Regions from separate parts of the Homo sapiens genome. Here region 1 is linked to region 2. Evidence: chromatin contacts called from ENCODE Hi-C or POLR2A ChIA-PET data. All regions are on one chromosome and are shown on one strand. The core of a region is the stretch at or near the end of the contact, and the rest is flanking DNA. Distances in the headings are between cores, read along the strand shown.

Evidence for each region. A loop is a pair of places that touch in the nucleus more often than their neighbours do. ChIA-PET counts read pairs that join two places held with the same protein, here RNA polymerase II (POLR2A). Pooled maps may share reads with other maps.
Region 1: a pooled map shows a loop between it and region 2 (3-fold over the local background). The contact joins two enhancer-like sites. A Hi-C loop is called at or near these places in 3 of 168 maps with a recorded cell type or tissue (CD4-positive, alpha-beta memory T cell, breast epithelium and naive thymus-derived CD4-positive, alpha-beta T cell) and 7 of 50 pooled maps. POLR2A ChIA-PET finds 5 or more read pairs at or near these places in 6 of 52 experiments (CD4-positive, alpha-beta T cell, CD8-positive, alpha-beta memory T cell, T-cell and 3 more).

What each region holds. Positions count from the first base shown.
Region 1 is chr5:131,591,795-131,598,232 of GRCh38, forward strand. It overlaps RAPGEF6 (Rap guanine nucleotide exchange factor 6), which reads right to left. Exons shown (of 28, transcript NM_016340.6): 4 at 589-672. Among named protein-coding and RNA genes, the nearest start is that of RAPGEF6, 40 kb to the right of the region's middle. Within about 2 kb of position 3,822, at least 3 of the 41 ENCODE cell types and tissues checked have a DNase peak (open chromatin) inside an H3K27ac peak, as active enhancers do.
Region 2 is chr5:131,512,942-131,520,008 of GRCh38, forward strand. The region is part of intron 7 of RAPGEF6 (Rap guanine nucleotide exchange factor 6); the gene reads right to left. Among named protein-coding and RNA genes, the nearest start is that of RAPGEF6, 120 kb to the right of the region's middle. Within about 2 kb of position 1,475, at least 4 of the 41 ENCODE cell types and tissues checked have a DNase peak (open chromatin) inside an H3K27ac peak, as active enhancers do.

The sequences.
Region 1 (6,438 bases), core at 2,572-5,071, 81 kb after region 2:
CACCCAATAACAGCAATGAATCAAAAACCAATTAGATAAATCAGATCAAATCGTACATAAAACTAATTTTTTTTTCTTTGGAGATGGAGTTTCGCTCTTGTTGCCCAGGCTGGAGTGTAATGGCGTGGTCTCAGCTCACGGCAACCTCCACCTCCCAGGTTCAAGCGAGTCTCCTGCCTCAGCCTTCTGAGTAGCTGGAATTACAGGTATGCGCCACCACACCTAGCTAATTTTGTATTTTAATAGAGACGGGGTTTCTCCACATTGGTCAGACTAGTCTCGAACTCCCGACCTCAGGTGATCCGCCCGCATCAGTCTCCCAAAGTGCTGGGATTACAGGTGTGAGCCACCGTGCCCAGCCCCATAAAACTAATTTTCAGACAGGAAGAAGATATCATGTCATGGTGTAAGCTTACAGATTATACCCTCAGAAATAACAAAAGATTAACTGATTCCTGCCAAGTATTTCCAATGGTGCCAACAAGCAAAGACATTTAAAAGATGTATCACTTACTGAAAGAAAATATACATCCTATACAAAATAGTTTAACATTAACTTTGCCTGCCATATAGCAAATGTAAACGTACCTGCAAGGAGGCAAGACCATGGAGCCTTTCACAAGCACAGATCCAGAAAGTAGGATATACCAACATCTGGCAATCGTTTCTGAACTGTTTAAATAAATAAGTAAATAAATGAGCAAAACAACACACATGTTCATATGTATATGAATTCAATAAGAAATATATTCTGATAATAGTACAAATAATTAAAAATGAAGTAACACTACCTGGAAATTTGGAATATTTTGCCTGTTGCCTAAGGTTTTATACAGACCACGTTTATGTGAAATAAAAGTATAATCACTATCTTAAGATACATACTATAAAACACCAATACTTAAAGTGAATAAAGTATTTTGGAAATACATTTTAGCAAAAAACAACAATCATTGTTTATACTGTTCCTTGAAATAAATTTCAGTTTAATTAAAGCTTTAAAGCTAAGAAAGCAATTAAGAAACATGTTTCCTAGAAAAAAAGAAAACAGAAGAATTGTATCACACTTGTAGAAGAAAATAACATTTAATTCTGAAGTATATTAGCACATACAAGTTAAAACTTGAATACAACAAAAAGATGAACAGAAAATAATTTTCAAATGTGATACAATTAAAGATAATACCTGTAATAGGTATCAGTACTCACAGAAATGCATTACTATTTCAAGTAGTAAATGAACAGAAGATTAAAACAGACAATTCTTAACAGCTACACAGAACACAGAGTCACTAGTAAACAGAAAATGCAAATGAAAACAACTCTAAAATACTAACCAAATCCACATATAGTATCCATTTTACAGGGGCTGTGATAAAAATTTATTCACTGCTTACTAATACTACAAATCAAAATCACCAAAACCCTTTTTCCAAATCAATATAGGAATCTTCAGCACAAGCCACAAGGATGTCATAACCTTTAGCTCCACAATGTTATCCCAAGGAATTTACCACAGAGAAATCATTCTTATTCTTCACAACAAAGTTTCAGATGAAGTTTTTCTCACTGCCTATGTTTTCTAATTTTGCTATAATTATATGTGCAATAATAGAAATACAAATTATTAGTAATAGTGGGGCACTGCTACAAAGATACCTGAAAATGTAGAAGTGACTTTGGAACTGGGTAACGGGCAGAGGCTGGAATGGTTTGGAGGACTCAGAAAAAGACAGAAAAGATGTGGAAAAGTTTGGAACTTCCTAGAGACTTGTTGAATGCTTTTGACCAAAATACTGATAAGTGATATAAACAATGAAGTCCAGGCTGAGGTGATCTCAGATGGAGATGAGGAACTTACTGGAAACTGGAGTAAAGGTCACTCTTGCTATGCTTTAGCAATTAGACTGGTGGCATTTTGCCCCTGCCCTACAGATCTATGGAACTTAGAACTTGAGACATGATTTAGGGTATCTGGGAGAAGAAATTTCTAAGCAGCAAAGCATTCAAGAGGTGATCTGATTGTTTCTAAAAGTGTACGTTCATATGCATGAACAAAGAGATTATCTGAAACTGGAACTTATATTTTAAAGGGAAGCAGAGCATAAAAGTTTAGAAAATTTGCAGCCTGATAATGTGGTAGAAAAGAAAACCCCATTCTCTGGGGAGAAATTCAAGCCCGCTGCAGAAATGTGCACAAAAGGAGCCAAATGTTAATAGCCAACACAATGGGGAAAATGTTTCCAGGGCATTTCAGAGTCTTTCAAGGCAGCCTCTCCTATCACAGGCCCAGAGGCCAACCAAAAATGATTCATGGGCTGGGCCCAGGACCCTGCTACTCTGTGTAGCCTCAGGACATGGTACCCTGCATCCCAGCTGCTCCAGCTCCATCTGGGGGCAGATTTACCGCATGCTGTTCTCATGATAGTGAGCTCTCACAAGATTTGCTAGTTTAAAACTGTGTGGCCAAAAGGGGCCAACAGTATAGCTCAAGCCATTGAATCAGAGGCTGCAAGCCTCAAGCCTTGGCGGCTTCCACATGGTGTTGGGCCTGCGGGTACGCAGAGGTCAAAAGTTGAGGTTTGGGAATCTCTGCCCAGATTTCAGAGGATGTATGGAAATGCCTGGATGTCCAGGAAGAAGTGTGCTGTAGAGGCAGAGCCCTCATGGAGAACCTCCACTAGGGCAGTGCAGAGGGAAAATGTGGGGTTGGAGCCCCCACACAGAGTCCCCACTGGGGCACTATCTAGTGGAGCTGCGAAAAGGGGGCCATTGTCCTTCAGACCCCAGAATGGTAGAACCACAGTTTGCACTAGGAGCCTAGAAAAGCCACAGGCACTCAACGCCAGCCCATGAAGGTAGCCACAGGGGCTGTACCCTGCAGAGCCACAGGGGCAGAGCTGCTCAAGGCCTTGGGAGCCCACCACTTGCCTCAGGGTGCCCTGGATGTGAGACATGGAGTCAACGGAGGTTATTTGGAAGCTTTAAGATTTAATGACTGCCCTGCTGGGTTTCGGACTAGCATGGGACCTGTAGCCCCTTTATTTTGGCCAATTTCTACCATTTGGAACAGGAGCATTTACCCCATGCCTGTATCTCCATTGTATTTTGGAAGTAACTTGTTTTTGATTTTACAGGCTCATAGGTGGAAGGGACTTCCCATGTCTCAGATGAGACTTTGGACTTGGACTTTTAAGTTAATGCTGGATTGAGTTAAGACTTTGGGGGACTGCTGGGAAGGCATGATTGGTTTTCAAATGTGAGAAGGACATGAGATTTGGGAGGGGCCAGTGGTGGAATAATATGGTTTGGCTCTATGTCCCCACTCAAATCTCATGTTGAATTGTAATCCTCATGTGTCAGGGGAGGGACCTGGTGGGAGGCGACTGGATCATGGGGACAGATTTTCCCCCATGCTGTTCTCATGACAGTGAGTTCCACAAGATCTGATGGTTTAAGTGTGGCATTTCCCCCCATCGCATTCTCTCTCTGTCTCCTGCTCACCGTGGTAAGGAGTGCTTGTTTCCCCTTCACCTTCTGCTGTGATTGTAAGTTTCCTAAGACCTCCCACTCATGCTTCCTGTGAAGCCTGTGGAACTGTGAGTAAATTAAACCTCTTTTCTTCACAAATTACCCAGTCTCAGGTAGTTCTTTATGACAGCGTGAGAATGGAGTAATACAGAGACCAAAGTTAATTTGCTATCAGCTTAAAATAGTGCATTATAACAAGAGTCTTTATGCTAGCTCTATAGTAAACATAAAGTAAGTACAGCAGATACACAAAGGAGAAAGAGAAAGGAAACAAAGTATAGCACCACAGTGAGCCACAAAACCACAGAGATGAACAAGAGAGAAAGAAGGCTACAGAAAAAAAAATCTATAAAACAACCAGAAAACCATTAACACAAAGGCAGGAATAAATCCTTACCTATAAATAACAGCCTTGAATGTAACTGGGTAAGCTCCTCCAATTAATAGATATAGAATGGCTGAATGGATAATAAAACCCAAATGTATGCTGCGTATAACAGACTCACCTCACTGTTAAAGACATAGATTGAAAGTTAAGGGACAGAGGTTGGGTGCAGTGGCTTATGCCTGTAATCCTAGCACTTTGGGAGGCTGAGACAGGCAGATCACTTGAGGTCAGGAGTTCAAGACCAGCCTGGCCAACATGGCGAAACCCTGTCTCTACTAAAAAATACAAAAATTAGCTGGGTGTGGTGGTACGCGCCTGTAATACCAGCTACTTGGGAGGCTGAAGCACAAGAATCGCTTGAACACAGGAGGCAGAGGGTGCAGTGAGCCAAGGTCGCACCACTGTGCTCCACCCTGGGGAGCAGTGCGAGACTCCATCATATAAAAAAAAAAAAAAAAGTTAAAGGATAGAAAAAGACATCCATGCAAATGGAAAGCCAAAGCAAACAGGAGTAGCCATGCTTACTTTAAGTCAAAAACTGTAAAAAGAGACAGAAAAGGTGATTATATAATGATAAAGGGATCAATTCAACAGGAAGATATAACAATTACATTATTTATAATATATATTATATAATCATTATATAATATATATTTGTGTCTCATATATATATTTACAGTATATATTAACACACACACCCCAAACACTGGAGTGCCCAAGCTTGTAAAGCAAATATCATTAGATATAAAGGGAGAGACAGACTATAATAGAGTAATAGCAGGGAATGCAAATACCCTACTTTCAGCAATGGACAGATCGATAGACCTCAAAATATACTACAAAGCTACTGCAACCAAAAAAGCATGGTACTGACATAAAAACAGACCAATAGAGCAGAATGGATATCCCAGAATTAAACAGACAACTGATTTTCAAAAAAGGTGCCAAAGACACTTAGAAAATGTATATCTCCTTGCAGAAGAATAAGACTAAACTCCTACCTCTCACTATATACAAAAATCAACTCAAAATGGATTAAAGACTTAAATGTGAAACCTGAAACCACGAAATCTACTGGAAGAAAATAGGGGAAAATGCTATACAACACTGTGCTAGGCAAGGATTTTTAAAGCGAAGACCTCAAAACACAGGCAACAGAAACAAAAACAGATAAATCTGATTACATCAAACTAAAAAGTTTTTGCGCAGCAAAGGAAACAACTGACAAAATGAATAGACAACCTACAGAAATAGGAGAGAATTGCAAACTATACCTCTGACAATGGGTTAATATCCAGAATATATAAAAAACTTAATAGCAAAAAAAAACTGATTAAAAATGGGCAAAATAGCTCAACAGACATTTCTGAAAAGACATAAAAATAGCCAATAGGTATATAAAAAAATATTCAAATAAACTAATCATCAGGGAAATGCAAACTCAAATCACAACAAGACACCACTTCATTCCAGTGAGAATGGCTACCATCAAAAAGACGAAAACAAGTGTTGGCGAGGATTTCAGGAGAAGGGAACACTTATACACTGTTGGTGGGAACGTAAATTAGTAGTTATTATGGAAAACAATATGGAGGTTACTAAAAAAAAAAAAAATGGAACTTCTAGGTAATCCTGCAATCCTACTACTGGATACATATCCAAAGGAAATGAAATCAGTATGTTACAGAAATATCTGCACTCCCATATTTTACAATAGCCAAAATACAGACTCAACCCAAGTGTCCAACAATGAATGAACAGATAAAGAAAATGGGGTATATATACTCAATAGAGTATCATTCAGCCATGAAAAGAATGAAATCCTGTCATTTGCAGCAATATGGATGGAACTGGAGGATATTATGTTAAGTGAAATAAGACAGACATAGAGAGGCAAATACTGCAGAATATCACTTATACGTGGAATCTAAAAAATAAAAAGTTGATACCATAGAAGTGGAGTAGAACTGTGGTTACCAGAGACTGGAGTGGGGAGGTGGGAGAGAAAGATGAGGAGAGGTTGGGTAGTGGGTACAAAGTTACAACAAAATAAGAAAAATAAATTCTGGTGTTCCATTGCACAGTAGGATTATTATGGTTAACAGTAAAGTACTGTATATTACAAAATAGCTAGAAGAGAGGCTTTTGAATGTTTTCACCACCAAAAAATGATTAAATGTATGAGGTGATGGATATGCTAACTACCCTAATTTGTATATTATATAACACATAACTGTATTGGAATACCAACTTGTACTCCATAAATATACACAACTATAATGTGTCGATTAAAAAGTTAAAAAAAGTATCAACATTGCTGGAAATGAGACCAAATAACCTAAAACCAACAGAAAAAAAACCTGCTATATTTATTACGTTCAAGAAAAAAGGAAAACAGATGATGGATTCAACCAAAGAACTGGTATCTATGAAACAGAAATGAAAATCTAGAATTGAAAAACTACAATTAAAACTTAAAAATTCACATGAGTGGGTATTTTAGACTAGAAACAGCAGAA
Region 2 (7,067 bases), core at 225-2,724:
GTGAGAAATAAATTTCTGGTGTTTATAAGCTACCCCCCAGTCTACAGTATTTTGTTACAGCAGCCTGAATGGACTAAGACAGGATCATATAGGGGCAACTGTATCTCATGACTGACTAGTACGCTCTGAGTTGTTTACTGGCTATGAAATTACAGGGTTTAAACGGAGTATATTTCTGAATAATACATAGAACCACAAACTTGTTTGCAGGTTATAATCCTTTTTTAAAGACAAGTAGTTTTAAATTTAAATATGTGTACATGCTAAAAAGACTTTCCAAAAACCTTATTTATATACACTGATTTAATCTAAGAAACGACTGGGAAAAAACCTAAAGCAGTATTTTCTACACAATTTAATTTCTCAATATGCAGGAGAGCTCACTCCTAGTATATCCCTTTTCTATTTTATCAATTTTTAAGTGTAATCTGCATTAAAAATTCAGGTTTTTAAATCACTCTGTCTTCATCTTAATCTAAGGTTTTCATCCCCTGACCCAGATTATTTCAATCTGGTCTCATTCCCATATTTTAGATTATGTTGGATAAAAAGATAGATGGCTCACAACATAAAAAGGCAAGATGGAATTTAGTTATATGGACAGTAGAGAAGGCTAATTATCATCTGCATGAGAAGCAAAGACAATTAAGGAGATAGCTCTTTAGGAAGAATGGAAGTCATGGGTTGGGACTGAGAGAAGGCTACTAAAAGAACTTTTTTAGGAACCTTTTAATACCAACTGCAAAGGAAAGAATATAATCTACCCTTACAATTTGTCTTTCTAAGCCAGGCACAATGGCTCCTGCCTGTAATCTCAGCACTTTGGGAGGCTGAGGCATGCAGATCGCTTGAGCCTAGGAGTTTGAGGCCAGCCTGGGCAACACGGAGAAACCCTGTCTCTACAAAAAAATACAAAAATTAGCCGGGTGTGGTGGCATTAGCCGGGTGTGGTGGCACATGCCTGCACTCCCAGCTACTCAGGAGGCTGAGGTGGGAGGATTGCTTAAGCCTTGGAGGCAGAGGCTGCAGTGAGCCGAGATCTTGCTGCTGCACTCCAGCCTGGGTGACAGTGTGAGAACGTGTCTCAAAAACCAAAACCAAAACCCCCCAAAAACCACAACTACCTTTCTTATACCTCTACTTTTTACATAGTAGTATAAAAAGAATAAAATTAGTTAAGAAAATACATTAAACTATTAAAATATTAAGAGTATACATGAGCATAAGGTGATAAAACAGGAATTAAGAATAAAAAATAAGACTGTTCAAAAACATGCTAAGAAATTTAAAGGGATTTTTTTAAACTTAAAATGAATTTTTAAAAATGTAAAGACCAACTCCTTGATTAAACAAAGGAAAGTCAGGTCCTTAAGAGAAAGGTAGATATGATTATGACCACAGGACAAGAAGTCACTGCATGATACTTCTGAAGATGCAGTTCCTGGGCAGAAAGTTTAATTCTATAATAATTAGGTAAGAATTTTTTTCAACGTAATATCCACAATGTTCAGCATACAATAAAAACTTACTACATAAGTGAAGCAGGGAAATGTGACCTATAAACAGGAAACAAACCACTATAAAGAGACTCGATAATGATAGAGATAATGAAAGTAAGAGACAAGAACTTTCAACATTTACTACAAATAAGTTCAAGAATTTAGAAGAAAAACAATTAGAGGAAAAATGGATAATCTCAGTAAGGAGATATAAACTGTAAGAAGAATAAATTTGAAGAAAGGGCAACAAAAGCTACCCAATCTGAAGTAGAGATGAGAAAAAAGCCAAAAAAAAATTAATAAAGCCTTAGAGACTCATATCATAATACCACGAGTGGAAATATGTGGGTCAAAAGACACTCCGTATTCGTGAAGGTAGGGTACACAGAAGACTCATCCCCAGCCTTTCAATTAATTTATCCTAGCACCTGGGACATATCAGACCCTTAATTATGATAAATGAGTTAAGTCCAGGAAAAATATATATATTGGTGATAGGATTAAGACAGCATGAAACTTTTTTCTTTTCCTGACATATGAATGTGTCTCTGTATACATAAATATAATTTGGTGAGGCAGACAGTCTGAGGTGATTTTCTGATGACTCGGCCTTCCCCAAATAAACCACCAGAGGATATCCTTTTCCTGTTTCCATCTAGATAAACATGAAGCTACAATGAAGAGAACTATAGGTTGGAACTAAGAGTTATACAAACTTACAAAAACCACATTTTCAAATTTAGGGCAAGTGTTAAGCCTTAGACTTTCAGTGCCTCTCTTTTCTGTATTCCCATCTTTAGTATTTCATTTAACCTTTTCATGGACCATTTAGTTCTTAGGTCTTCCTGGTCAGGGTTAGAACTCTATGAAGTTAATCTTTCAGTCCAGGTTGACCCATTTCATAACCTCTACAACACGGCAGGCAGGCAAAATCAAGTCTCTTTTGCCCTGGATAATAAAGTTTTAGTTAGCAGAGATCTGCATTTTCCTTGAAGCCAATATTGGTTTCTACTTTCAAATATAATTCAGTGCAAAAAAAGAATTTCTAGAGTACTTCCTAAATGCCAACACTGTGCCTGACTCACCATGGGATACAAATTTAAGACATCAACTCTGCACTCCATAAATTTACTCTGGTGATGAAAAATGTCAAGTTTACAAGTAACTACCAAAAAAAGCAGAGAGAAAAAGTGACATGTCCGAGAGAAAAACTGCTGAGGGATTCCAAGGAAGGAGACATTTCTTCTTGTTGGAAAGACATGGGAGATAACATGAAAATGTCATCTTCATGAAGCTACGGGTAGAAGAGCATGATTAAAACACAAGACTAGGAAAAGGCAGACATGTTCAGGGAATAACGTACATATGTGATGGGGCAGAATCTAGAATGTGTAAGTGGGGGAACAGTAAAATATAAAACTACATTGTAGTTAGAGGTAAAAGGCTTGGAATTTAAAATTAAGAGTGTAATTTAGATAACAGTGAAGAATTAAAGCTTTTTAAATACAAGAGTAATTAAAAATCAGAGCAATTTATTTCAAGTGGGAGTTTAAAAATGATAGTCAAAAGATGATAACAGATTTTGACTAGGACTCAGATGATATCCTTTTTTTTTTTTTTTTTTTTTTTTTTTTTTTTTTTTTTTTTTTTTTTTTTTTTTTTTTCTGTGACGGAGTCTTTCTCTGTCACCCAGGCTGGAGTGCAGTGGTGCGATCTTGGCTCACTGCACCTCTGCCTCCTGGGTTCAAGCGATTCTCTTGCCTCAGCCTCCTGAGTAGCTGGTGCATGCGCCACCGCACGTGGCTACTTTTTTTTGTATTTTTAGTAGAGATGGGGTTTTGCTATGTTAGCCAGGCTGGTCTCAAACTCCTGACCTCAAGTGATCCACCGAACCCAGCCTCAGATGATATTCTTAACAGAAATATTAAAGAAAGGTGTAAGAGAACATGTGGTGACTTGAGTTGACAAAAGAACATACTGGTGAAAACGTGGCACCAGAGTTCTGAAGAGATTGGCACTCCGAGCTGTGCATTAGGAAATCATGTTGCCATAGAGGTGGTAACTGAAGTCTTGGGATTTTTAAGAACACGCTTACTGCCTATATAGAAACTGAAAAGGTAGGTGGTGGATAAATGTGTGTCTGGAGTTGTTTAAGAATGAGTTAACAAAAAGACAACATGCTTTTGTTCAAGAGTCAATATTTCACAGTTTTCCAGCTCATGGAAAAGACTGAAATAAATAGAAAAAGGAATCTAGAAAGAAGTACTCCTTATTCTCTTGAATACTCTTTGAAGATGCAGAAAATATTCTATCTAAGAACACTCTTACACCTTAATGTATACTTTAAAATTTTAATCTATGCTGATTAGAAACACATTCACACTGGAATCATTGATTTGCCTTTTTTTCCCTCCACACTATAGTACATGCTATATTTTGAAGTTTCTTTGAGGGCCAAGGGCTTTTATTTTTAGACCAGAAGACATGAAAACTCTCAAGAAGGAAATGCATAGAAGTGTAGCCACACATTTGGCCATATAAAACAGTGTAAACAGTTTTCCTGTTAAGAACTGCTGTCAGGAAAACCAAATCCCGCATGTTCTTACTTATAAGTGGGCGCTAACAATTGGGTACACATGGACCTAAAGATAGGAACACCAGACACTGGGGTCTATTAGGGCAGGGAGAGAGGGGCAAGGGCTGAAAAACCACCGAATGGGTATTATGCTCACTATCTGGGTGATGGGATCATTCGAACCCCAAACACTCAGCACCACGCAATATACTATGTAAGAAATCTGCACATGTACCCCCCTGCATCTAAAATAAAAGTTGAAATTATTTTTAAAAATTGGGGAGACATCCATTTTTCTGGATAAGAAGACTCCACGTTAGAAAAAAATGCCCAAATTAATCTATATATAGTCTTCTGCCCCACAAAAAAAGCTGGATTTCACTTGAAACGTTTCTAAATTTCTAGAAGAATAAAAGCAGAAACACTAAAAAAAAATTGCTGTTAGGATATCTTCCCCTCAACTGTCCAAATTAAAAATACTTCTATCATTTCACAAGGCTTTTCTTATGGTGTTAAAGGCTAGGTGTTCACTTAAAAAATCTCTCAAATGCTAAAATTCAAATAACTAGACAAATCACTTCAGCTATCCCAGGCTAAGATACATACATTGGCAATGTACACCTGTAACTAAGGGGTATATTCATAGCTCCAAAAGGGAATCTAAAGGCAGCCTAAGGTGAAAGGAAAGATCAAGGGTCCAGTACTGATATTTAATTCTTCTCCTTGTTTATTCCCGAGGATCTGATTGGAAACATTCGCGCATGTACACACACACACACACACACACACACACACACACACACACACAAAATTTAGTTAGACATTTCTCTTACCCATGGATTAAAATTATAGAAATCTTGTACTTTGGAGGGTATATCTTATCAATCTATTATAATTCTGTGTTTATTCCTTTTACTCTCCTTTAAATATTTTCCAATTTTTTTTTCAACTTTTAACTATACAATCTATTTACGTCCTCCTTAATATTTGTTAAATAAATAAAAATGTTCGTTTAAGAAACATAATAAAAACTACCCACAAACCCACCACTAGTAGAAAAACACTGTTACTAACTGGTGTTCTTGAACTCGGATTTACATTCTGTATCTACAAGTATAACATATTTAAGTATACAGGTATATATATTTATTTAACGAAATATAAATAAAATGTTAAAAATACCTACTTATCTCATAGATATGATATATAAGATTTTATACATATGAGATATAAAAAATATATAAGTATGTAGGTGTATATTTTTATGATTTTGATTTTTTTCCTTTTGTGTTTATCTTTATTGGCTTCTTTTTATTTTGGCGTTTATGCTGTTTCTATCTTTTGGCTATGGTCCTAAAGTTAACTGTTATGTCAGAGTTTGAAATTTTTTTTTTTTTTGGAGACGGAGTTTCACTCTTGTTGCCCAGGCTGGAGTGCAATGGCGTGATCTTGGGTCACCGCAACCTCCGCCTCCTGGGTTCAAGTGATTCTCCTGCCTCAGCCTCCTGAGTAGCTGGGATTACAGGCATGCTCCATCACCCCAGCTAATTTTTTATTTTTAGTAGAGAGAGGGTTTCTCCATGTTGATCAGGCTGGTCTTGAACTCCCGACCTCAGGTGATCCGCCCACCTCTGCCTCCCAAAGTGCTGGGACTGCAGGCTTGAGCCACTGTGCCCAGCAGCAGAGTTTGAAAATTTTTATCTTCTTTGACTACTCTTAAAAAATTTTATCTTAGGTTTTATATATTTGATGTTAACATTATTATAAGTTTCTTCTTTAAATTTCTTCATTCCTATTTTGGTTCTAGAGTTTTATCTTATTTATTTTATCTTTATTCCTTTTATCTTTTCATGCTCTCTAAATTCATTCCCACTTTTATTGGTTAATTTATAAGTTTCATTGCATCATATTTTTTTAAACTATATGATTCCATTTATATGACCTTCTGGAAAAGGCAAAACTATAAGGTCAGAAAAGAGATTGGTGGTTGCCAGGGCATAGGATAGGGGTCAGGAGAAGGTACTTGACTGCAAAGGGTCATATGGATACTTTCTGAGGTGATGGAAATATTCTACATATTGATATAGGCTATGCCATGGTCCTGCAATAGAACACCTCCAACCAACACCAGCAGGTGTACTCCAGTCTCATCCTCAGGTTGTCCAGCTAAAAGGGGAGTAATCTGCAGGTGCTAATATAAGTGCAATGCTCCTATAGGAGCTCCTGTAGTATCTTTGCAAAGATGTAGGGACCAACTGTGTACAGTCCATCTTCTAGTTCACAATAAAGCATTGGTCTTTCCAAGTGACCTTGAATCTTAATCTGTGCACTATCCTGGCTTAGAGATGTGGATATCCCAGTGATACCAGGTTCTTATAGTTTTTCTTGTCTTTTCTTCTTTTTTGAGACAGAGTCTTGCTCTGTCGGCCAGGCTGGAGTGCAGTGGCATGCTCTTGGCTTGCTGCAACCTCCGCCTCCTGGGCTCAAGCAATTCTCCTTACTCAGCCTCCCAAGTAGCTGAGATTACAGATGTGTGCCACCACGCCCAGCTAATTTTTGAATTTTTCGTAGAGACAGGGTTTCACCATGTTGGTCATGCTGGTCTTGAACTCCTAACCTCAGGTAATCCGCCCGCCTAGGCCTCCCATCCTATAGTTTTTCAACACTAAACCTCTGTGTATAGTCTTAGAAAAGTCCAGATATTCTCACATGTCCTGAGAGAAATCTACAGCCACATCCCTGAATTTCACTGATCCAGGGTCAATCTTCCTCAGTGTTTTCTTCTGGAAAAACACAGTCTACTTTGATTTTTAGGTGTGCAACAATTCTTCTTTCACAAGATAATTCTTTTGGGGAGGGGCAGAAAGCATGAAGCCCAATAGGTACACAAGTACTAAGTGGTGCCAGAGCTATTGTATTAACTTGTTTCATCTCTCTTTTAATTCTTTGTTCTCTCTACTATAAAATGGAGAACAGGGAAAAATTCCTTGTTC